Linked DNA regions of Homo sapiens: region 2 is linked to region 1. Evidence: read pairs that join two places in POLR2A ChIA-PET (ENCODE). Cell type or tissue: A673. All regions are shown on one strand. Links, peaks and the distances in the headings refer to the core of each region. The heading gives the core; the rest is flanking DNA.

Region 1 (4,458 bases), core at 312-4,311:
AGATACACAGCAGATGTGTGTTTGGGTGTGCCGCTCTCAGGCACCTCCTAGCCTCTGGCCAGCCTTCCTCGTTCTGACCTTAGCCTCCCTCCTGCTCCTTCAAGAATCCTGTTTGCTGCGGCTCCTATTCCAAGGCCACTCTCCAGCCCCAGGCTCAGAGACAACCATCCCTAGTTCAAGCACACTTCAGTTGAAACCAGTCCAACCCACATTTGTCTAAGGGGAAATGGAGTTGATAGGCTGAAGTAAGCGGAGCCTCCAATGTGGGCTCCAGGCCCAGCTGATGCCAGGGCCTCTGCTGCTGGGGGGACCCTGATCCTTGGCTTCTTGGTCTCACTTCCCTCCACATGGGCCTGTCTCAGCAGCTCCAGGCTGCACTGCTTGATGCTGATGGGCCCAGCAGGGGCCCTGGCTGGCTGCTGGCTGGTCCTGCTAGTGTCACAAGCTCATCTCTGACCCATTTGCTGTGGCCAGGGGCAGGTGGGCCACTGACAGCCAGGCCTGGGCCAGCCCTGGAAAGGGAGAAGAGTTGACCTTGCTGAATCTCATGAACAGAGTGGGGAGGGAAGTCCCCAGCACAAAACCAGAGTGTTGTCATTGTTACCAGAAGGGCACAGGAGGATACTGGTGAGCATGCAGCCCGCCCCACCTCTGCCTGCAGAGGAGGAAGCAGAGGGCGGAGCAGCTCACCCAAAGCAGTGCTGGGTCCTCAGCAGAGCAGAATTCACACCCAAGTTTCCTCGCTTACAGCCACGCTGGTTCAGGGCTGGGCCTCTGAGGAGGATCCCAGGCAGTGGAGGAGTGGGTCCCTGTGGGCGGGACTCAAGGTCTGGGGCTGTGATTCAGGCTGGTCTTCCAAGAGAGGCAGAGGTTTGGGAAGAAGGCAGTGTCTAGACCACCCTGGTGGAGCCAGCTCAGGATGGAGATGGCAGCAAGTGGCATAGGAATTCCTTCCACCACTGACACCCTCAGTCTGGGGAGGGGCTTCGGTCTGGCAGAGCTTCCCAAAGCCTTGGCCTCACATCTTTGCCTCTGCCTTTAATTGCCCCATCCTCACCACAAATCACCCTGTCTGGGGCAACCTTCCTTGGAGGCTTCTCCAGCTCTTTGGTTAGTGGCAGCATATGCAGTACACTTCACAGCTAACAAAGCCCTTTGCAGAGGCCTCCTGAGCCCTCAGCATGTGCTGAGAGGCCGCAGTCTGTTCCCCGCTCTGTAGATGAGGACATGCTGCTCAGAGACCAGCAAAGCTCCAGAGCTGCGCCGAACACTTGCCTCTCAGAACCGTGTTGGCCATGTCCCAGTTTCCCTGAGCTGTGACTGAGCCCATGGCAGGGTCCATGACACCCCCACCTAGGCTGGTGTGAATGAGGTGCTGGGCTTTGCAAGGCAGGCTAAAGCTCTGCCAGCACTGTGAGTGCTGACCAGCCAGGCCCTGCTGTTTGTTGGCAGCAAAAACTACTCCCAATCCGGAAAATGGCAAGGTAGTGGGAATTTGGGAGAATCTGCTACCTCCTCTATAGAGAAGGCTTTAAGACCCCAGGAAGGGGGAGGAGGTAGAGAGGGACCCAATACAAGGTGGGAAGTGCGAGCCTGCAGGAAGAGCTGGGGCAGGACACAGCTGAGGCACACGGAGGGCAGTGCTGCCTGGCACTCACCTGTACCCGTGTTGGCTGCCACAGGGTCCTTATTGTCCTTGCACCTGCATGACTGTAGGAGCCTGCTGCCCCCTGGCTTGGGAGTGAGGAATGTAGGGTCAGGGTCCTGGAGGTCCCAACAGTGACCAGTGGCTAGGTGGGTACAGGCCAGCCACTGCGAGGAGCCAGGACACAGTCCCCATGCTGGCACAGAGACAAAAAAGAACAGTGTCTTAAACAGGAGACTGTCTCTCTCCCTCTGGCCTCCCACCTGCTGAGTGTCAGGGATGGGGATGGTAACCCAGTGTGGGGCCCAGGCTCCTCCCACTTTGTGGCTCTGCCATTGCTCAGTCACAGCCCTCACTCGCGTGGCCCAAGATGACTCAAACACACACACACACACACACACACACACACACACACGGGCTCCAGCCCCTGGGGAGAGGAAGGAGGGCAGGAAGGCACAGAGCTGCTCTATAAGGGAATCCGGCAGAAGGAGTCATCATCAGCCCAGGGTGTGATGTCTCCCTGCCAGCAGGTTGGGAGCCTGGAGACCTGCAGGCTAAGCCCTGCTCTAACTGGCTGCAGAGATCTGAGCAAGTCACCACCCTCCACCGGTCTCTGCTTTCTCCTCTGCACCAAGAGTTCAGCCAAAACAGCCTTTGGGGGGTCTTGAGTGGAGGACTCTTAACTTACAGCTCTTTGGGGGCAGATGGGACAATGCCTTGGGGAAGGACAGATGGTTTGGGCTGCTAGGCCTCCCTGGGCTATGGCATGAGGAAGGGGGCAGACCATTGACATAGCCCTGGAACTTCCAAGCTTTCTTAGAAAAACATCTGTGGACCACCAGATAATATAATAGGTAATTTTACTGAGTGCTTCCTGTATCCCAGGCACACAGCTGAGAGCTAACATTCGAGCAATTACTGAAGGCCGGGCACTGTTCTGAGTGCTCTACAACTTCCACCTCACCTAACATATAATCTCCCGCTAGGCAGGCGCTATTGCTATTGCCATGGGCATGGTGAACCCATAAAACAAGAACCAGCCGCCATGAAAAAGGAGCACTCAGAAAACGAGAGATGATTCCTGGAAATGTAATGCTTGATGATATCCATGCAAACTCAATCCAAAGACTGAAGAGCAGAATGGACACACCAAAGGAGCCAAATAAAACGACAGATGGAAATCATGAGAATATTCCACAGCCAAGGCTTCAGTGTCCACTGGAAAGGAATTGAGTTCCCATTCAGAAGGGAAGACAGGTCCAAATCACCTCCCCAGCCCCAGCCTGCCCTCCCCAGCTGAATCTGGCTGGCGGGCATTGATGGGTGACAGGGAGTTAATGAGTCACTCCTGCCTGGTTAAAGTCCTCAAAGTTTAACACATGTTTTTCAGGCCAACCTTGGCCCTGAAGTTCCCATCCCCTTTCCCCAAGGTGCCCGTCCCGTAAGCCCAGCAGACTGGGGTCACCGGCTGTCACTCAGCTCCAAGCTGCCCAAAAGGAACCAAGGGTGGGCCATGGCTCAGCACATGAGGGGGAAGCTTCACACACAAGGAGGGGCCTCAGAGGGCAATGAGATGGCACCACCCACCCAGCCCGATACCAGGCACTTCCACACAATCAGGATAACACCAGTCCGAGTAGCATGAAGACAGAGCATGCCAATGGCCAGTCCTTACACTGGGAAATGTTCAACCTCACCACTGATCAAAGAAACACAAATGCAAACAAGATGCTATTTTCATCCAATTGACAGGGATATTCTGGAATTATAACACTGTTGGAAAGAGGTTAAATAGGTACATTTCCAGAAAACAACCTTGCACTAGAGCCCTGAGCCGGTAAGTCTATGTTCAGAAACTGATTCAAAGAAATTCAGATTTGCAGCCAGATTTATGCACAAACTTGTCCTTTCCGATATGACTTGCCATTGAGAAAAAAATGGAAACTAGTTAATGACCAACAAAAGGAAAACTGGTCATAAACTATGTCCCGTGCATGCAATGGAACATCATTTATCTATTTAAATCAGGTTTTTAAGACTACTTGATGAAAGTTAAAACTCTATATAGGAATTATTCTAGATATGATTTTGCAAGGAAAATTTATTCATAGAAAAAAATTAGAAAGAAATCAATACAGAAATATTCAAGTTAATGATTTTTCAAATATTTATGTTGAATAGTGGGATGACAAGTGCTCTTTCTTTTTAGCATTACATATTTTGCTTTTTCAGATTTTTTACAATGAACATGTATTACTTTTATAAACAGAAAAAAATGGTTTGCTTTATGTTTGTTTTGATTGTGCAACTTAGTTATTATTTTGCAATAGTTTTTCTGTAAATTTTCTCACTGACCAAACCATCAGAATATACAGACAAGTATAAGAAGAAAACAATTATTGATAACCACATTATTATTAATATTTTCTTGCTATATTACCAAAATGGGAACACATCATACATACTGCTTTGGAGGCTTTTTTAAAAATTATAGTTAAAGGCCAGGCATGGTGGCTCATGCCTGTAATCCCAGCACTTTGGGAGGCTGAGGCGGGAGGGTCACGAGGTCAGGAGATCAAGACCATCCTGGCTAACACGGTGAAACCCTGTCTCTACTAAAAAAAATACAAAAAATTAGCCAGGCATGGTGGTGGGGGCCTGTAGTCCCAGCTACTGGGGAGGCTGAGGCAGGAGAATGGCGTGAACCCGGAGGCGGAGCTCTCAGTGAGCCGAGATCGCGCCACTGCACTCCAGCCTGGGCGACAGAGTGAGACTCCGTCTCAAAAAAAAAAAAAAAATTATGGTTAAAGACA
Region 2 (4,335 bases), core at 318-4,317, 200 kb before region 1:
ACCTAAGTTGATTCCCTGTCACTGCTGTTGTGAATAGTCCAACGACGAACATACAAGCGCATGTGTCTTTTTCATATAATGATCTATTTTCCTTTGGGTATATACCCAGTAATGGGATTGCTGGGTTGGATGGTAGTTCTAAGTTCTTTAAGAAATCTCTAAACTTTTCTTTAAGAAACTTCCACAGTGGCTGAACTAATTTACATTCCCACCAACAGTGTATAAGCGTTGTTTTCTCTATAGCCTCACCAGCACTGTTATTGACTTTTTAGTAATAGCCATTCTGACCAGTGTAAGATGGTATCTCATTGTGATTTTGATTTGCATTTCTCTAATGATTAGTGATGAGGAACATATTAAAATTTTCCTCATTTTAATTAGTGATGAGGAACATATTGAAATGTTCCTCATTTGTTGGCTGCTTGTACGTGTTTTTTTGGGAAGTGTCTGTTCATGTCCTTTGCCCATTTTTTAATGGGGTTATTTGTTTTTCGCTTATGGAAGGGATGTTGGATTTTATCCAAAGCTTTTTCTGTATCTATTGAGATGATCATATAGTTTTTGCTTTTAATTCTGTTTATGTGGTGAATCACATTTATTGATTTGTGTATGTTAAACCAGCCTTGCATCCCAAGAATAAAGCCCACTTAAGCACAGTATATTAACTTTTTGATGTGCTGCTGGATTTGGTTTGCTAGTATTTTGTTGAGGATTTTTGTGTCTATGTTCATCGGGGATATTGGCCTGAAGTTTTCTTTTTTTGTTATGTCTCTGCCAGATTTTGGTATTAGGCAGATGCTGGCTTCACAGAATGAGTCAGGTAGGATCCCCTCCTTTTCAATTTTTTTGTAATACTTTCAATAGGATTGGTGTCATTACTTCTTTGTATGTCTGGTATAATTCAGTGTGAATCCATCTGGCCCTGAGCTTTCCTTGGTTGGTAGTTGTTTTCATTACTGATTCAGTTTCAGAGCTCAATATTGGTCTATTCAGCATTTCAATCTTTTCCTACTTTAGTCTTGGGAGATTGTGTGTTTCTAGGAATTTATCCATTTCCTTTAGATTTTCTCATTTGTGTGCATATATTTGTTCACAGTATTCTCTAAGAATCTTTTCTAATTTCTGTGGATTGGTTGTAATGTCATCTTTGCCATTTTTGACTATACTTATTTGGATCTTCTCTTTTTGTGTGTTAATGTAGCTAGTGGTCTAATGATCTTGTTTATTTTTATTTTTTTGAAAAACCAACTCTTGATTTCATTGATCTTTTGTATGGATTTTTGCATCTCAATTTCATTCAGTTCTCTAATTTTTACTTCTTTTCTTTGACTGGCTTTGGGGTTGGTTTGTTCTTTTTTTCTAGTTCCTTTAGGTGAAGTTAGTTTGTTAATTTGAGATCTTTCTATCTTCTCGATGAAGCCATTTAGTGCTAGAAACTTTCCTCTTAACACTGCTTTAGCTGTATCTCAGAGATTCTGGCAATAGGTTCCCCATATTCAGGGTTTCTTCTACTTTAAACCGCACCCCTCGTCCTTCTCCACCGGTTCAAAAACTGCTCCAACCAGTCAAACCTCCCCTGCCATTCTCCCTCTCCGGGAAGTGGCCAGGGTTAAAGGCATTGCTCACGTTCATGTCCCCTTCTCCATGTCTGATTTGTGGCAGATAGAACAGCTTCTGGGATCTTTCTCTAAAAATCCCTCTCATTATCACAGGGAATTCCTGCATATAACTCAATCCTTTCATTTAACTTGGCATAACATTTATATAATTCCAAAATCCACCCTTACCTTTAATAAAAAAGAGTGCTCAGCTTAATTAAAATGGATATCCAAGAAAGTATATTCAAAAGTCCTTTATGTTTTTCTCTTCATAAATCTTGTTTTCCTGAAAAAAGTTTTTTTCTCAGCCAAAATTACATTTCTCCACTCTGTCTTGCCACTTTTAGTGCATGTTTATAGAAACTTAACAATGTCTTTATTAATAATTTTATTATAAAATTTCATAAACCATGTTTTTCAAAATAAATTTGTATCAAATCCAGCTTCCCAAAAATGCTAATAGTTAAGTATATCAATGTACTAAGTAAATCATTCACTCATACCCACTGGGAAAATTTAATGTTACTGCCCTTCACAGTGAAAAAAAAATCTTTCATTTTAAAAATTAAATTTAAAAATGTTACATAAGTTGGCACTTCAGTAGTGTATACACTAGCATTAGTTTATACACTACTTTTGCCACTGGGGAATTCAAGTTAAAATGCCCCTCTGTCATATAGCTCTAAAATACATCTTTCATTCATAATTTCTGCTCATACAATTAAATAGTTTGGGTCATTTTCATTTATACTATAAAACAAAAGCAAACTAGTCCAGTTTAATTTTTTATACTTAAAATACTGCACATTTTCTGTATATGAGTCATTCAGATTAGTATCTACGTAGGTTCAGTCAAATCCAACCATAAATTCAAGTTATTATACTATATAAGCCTATAAAATACATAGAAGTATTATTACGTTGCCTTTATAACAAAACCCAAGAGTCTGTTTCAATTTATAAATTCAGCATTTAAGCAAAAAGATTTTAGTTCCCAAAGTTCTAAAAAAATGACAAAACAATAAGGAAAAAAGGAACCAGGGCTTAGTGCCGCATATTTTTCTCTTGGGGTTGTAAGGTAGTCTCCTTCTTTTCAGAACACTTTATTATATTTCACTTATAGACCTAACTTTCTGTGTTGAAGTATAATTCTCATGCTGAAGCTCTAACCTAAAAAGGCAAAAAAAGTTGTCTTCATTGTACAAACATATTCATCGCTTTAACAAGATAATAAGGGAACAAAATTTAGAATGCAAGCTAAGTAAGAATACTATCTCTATAAACATGTCCCTAAGATAAACCATAATTGGCAGCTAATTTACCTGTCTAGAAAATCTCAGTTCCCACCAGCAAAAATATCCTCAGTGGCTAGTGCACCTTAAGAAAAATCTGGCATACTAAATAAATAATGTTAACGTGGGAGCCAGAAGCTACCCAGCCTTGCCTTTAGACTCCTCTGTGACTACAACAATAAAGCCAGCACTTTTAAAACTAGTAAGCATTCACATGTCGGTATCATAAAGAGTATTGCCCAACTAAACTTTGCTCCCACCTGTTCAGTAGTTACTTATTTCTACCTAAGCACTCACCTTGCGATTTTACCCAAGTGTTTAAAATTGAAAAAACAGCATTATATTTCAGAGCTACTTCGCCCAAATTACAAAATGAGTCAGTGTTTTTAGTTTCAAGTCACACACAAAAAAACTTAACACATTTTACCTTAAAGTTAAAAATTGCTAAAAGTTATCATTATAACATGTAATTAAAACTGCTAAACATGGATTTGCATGCAAGGTGTATAAAAACAGTAAAAAGTGTTTTTAGTTAAAAATTATAAAAAGGCATAAAAATGTACATTTTGCTGAAGAATAATAAATTGTCTTAAAATTAAATAAAATAAAGTGAAAGGTTTAGGCAAATTGTAAAAACATCATAAAAATTAATTCTGCAAATAAAACTCTTGTGTGTTAACACATTAACTAAACTCAAAAGAGTATTATATGCTTTTTTTCTGTAAATTAAACACTAAAATAAAAGCACCACAAGATTTTCTTAAAATGCTAATCTACTCTTTAGCAAAACTTGTCAAGGGTTATAATGGGCATATAAAAATCTCACTTCATAGTCAAACTCATTAAAATTAAATAAAATTATCTATAAGGTTTCATTAAAATTAAAGTTAACATTAATAGCAAACTAATGAAAGGGTAAAATTTAACTTTCTCTCTTAAACAAAATTTTCCTGTAATACAAAAGGCTAATAAATGGTTTTTGCTTTTCCAGATTGTTATCTCATCATTTTAGCAAAACAAAACAAACAGAAAAAAACTTAACGGTAATCTAAAATTCTATTTCATAATATCGAGGGTTTTAAATTTTAAACATATTTAACAGTCTTCCCCAAATCAAACTTTAGTCTCGAGGTTGTCTTTCCTAACCCCTGGCTTTTCGGTGCTGCACAAAACCCCTAAACCATCCAAAAAGAGGTAAACAGAATTATTTAGCAACATAAAATTTCCAAAAGACTGTCTAATAGGTTATATTCTAAGGAATAATACTAACATATGTTCCAAAACTGTATGGGATGTCTAAGGTTCTTATGTCTAAATATGTGCTATTAATCACACTTAAAGTTGTTATGTTGGGTTATTGTAAACCACAAAAACAACCACATTTCTTTGTCAATTGTGTTTCTAACAGTATCCAAACTAGACATTTTGTTATTTACAGACAATTT

Evidence for each region. Peaks named below come from ENCODE experiments on the same cell type or tissue, not always from the same donor. Only the 100,000 strongest peaks of a DNase experiment are listed, where the experiment ranks them.
Region 2: POLR2A ChIA-PET joins it to region 1 with 5 read pairs; 1 of 35 experiments calls an interaction of 5 or more read pairs at or near these places.

What each region holds. Positions count from the first base shown.
Region 1 is chr3:126,364,422-126,368,879 of GRCh38, forward strand. No RefSeq gene overlaps it. Among named protein-coding and RNA genes, the nearest start is that of KLF15, 9.2 kb to the left of the region's middle. RefSeq lists a silencer at 517-586. In A673, for the core only: no CTCF peak of the experiment used is centred there; a DNase peak (open chromatin) is centred at 2,050.
Region 2 is chr3:126,164,629-126,168,963 of GRCh38, forward strand. The region is part of intron 1 of ALDH1L1 (aldehyde dehydrogenase 1 family member L1); the gene reads right to left. All of the region lies in intron 2 of LOC105374083 (a long non-coding RNA gene), which reads left to right. Among named protein-coding and RNA genes, the nearest start is that of ALDH1L1-AS2, 13 kb to the right of the region's middle. In A673, for the core only: no CTCF peak of the experiment used is centred there; no DNase peak of the experiment used is centred there; H3K4me3 peaks cover 2,032 bases; H3K27ac peaks cover 2,186 bases.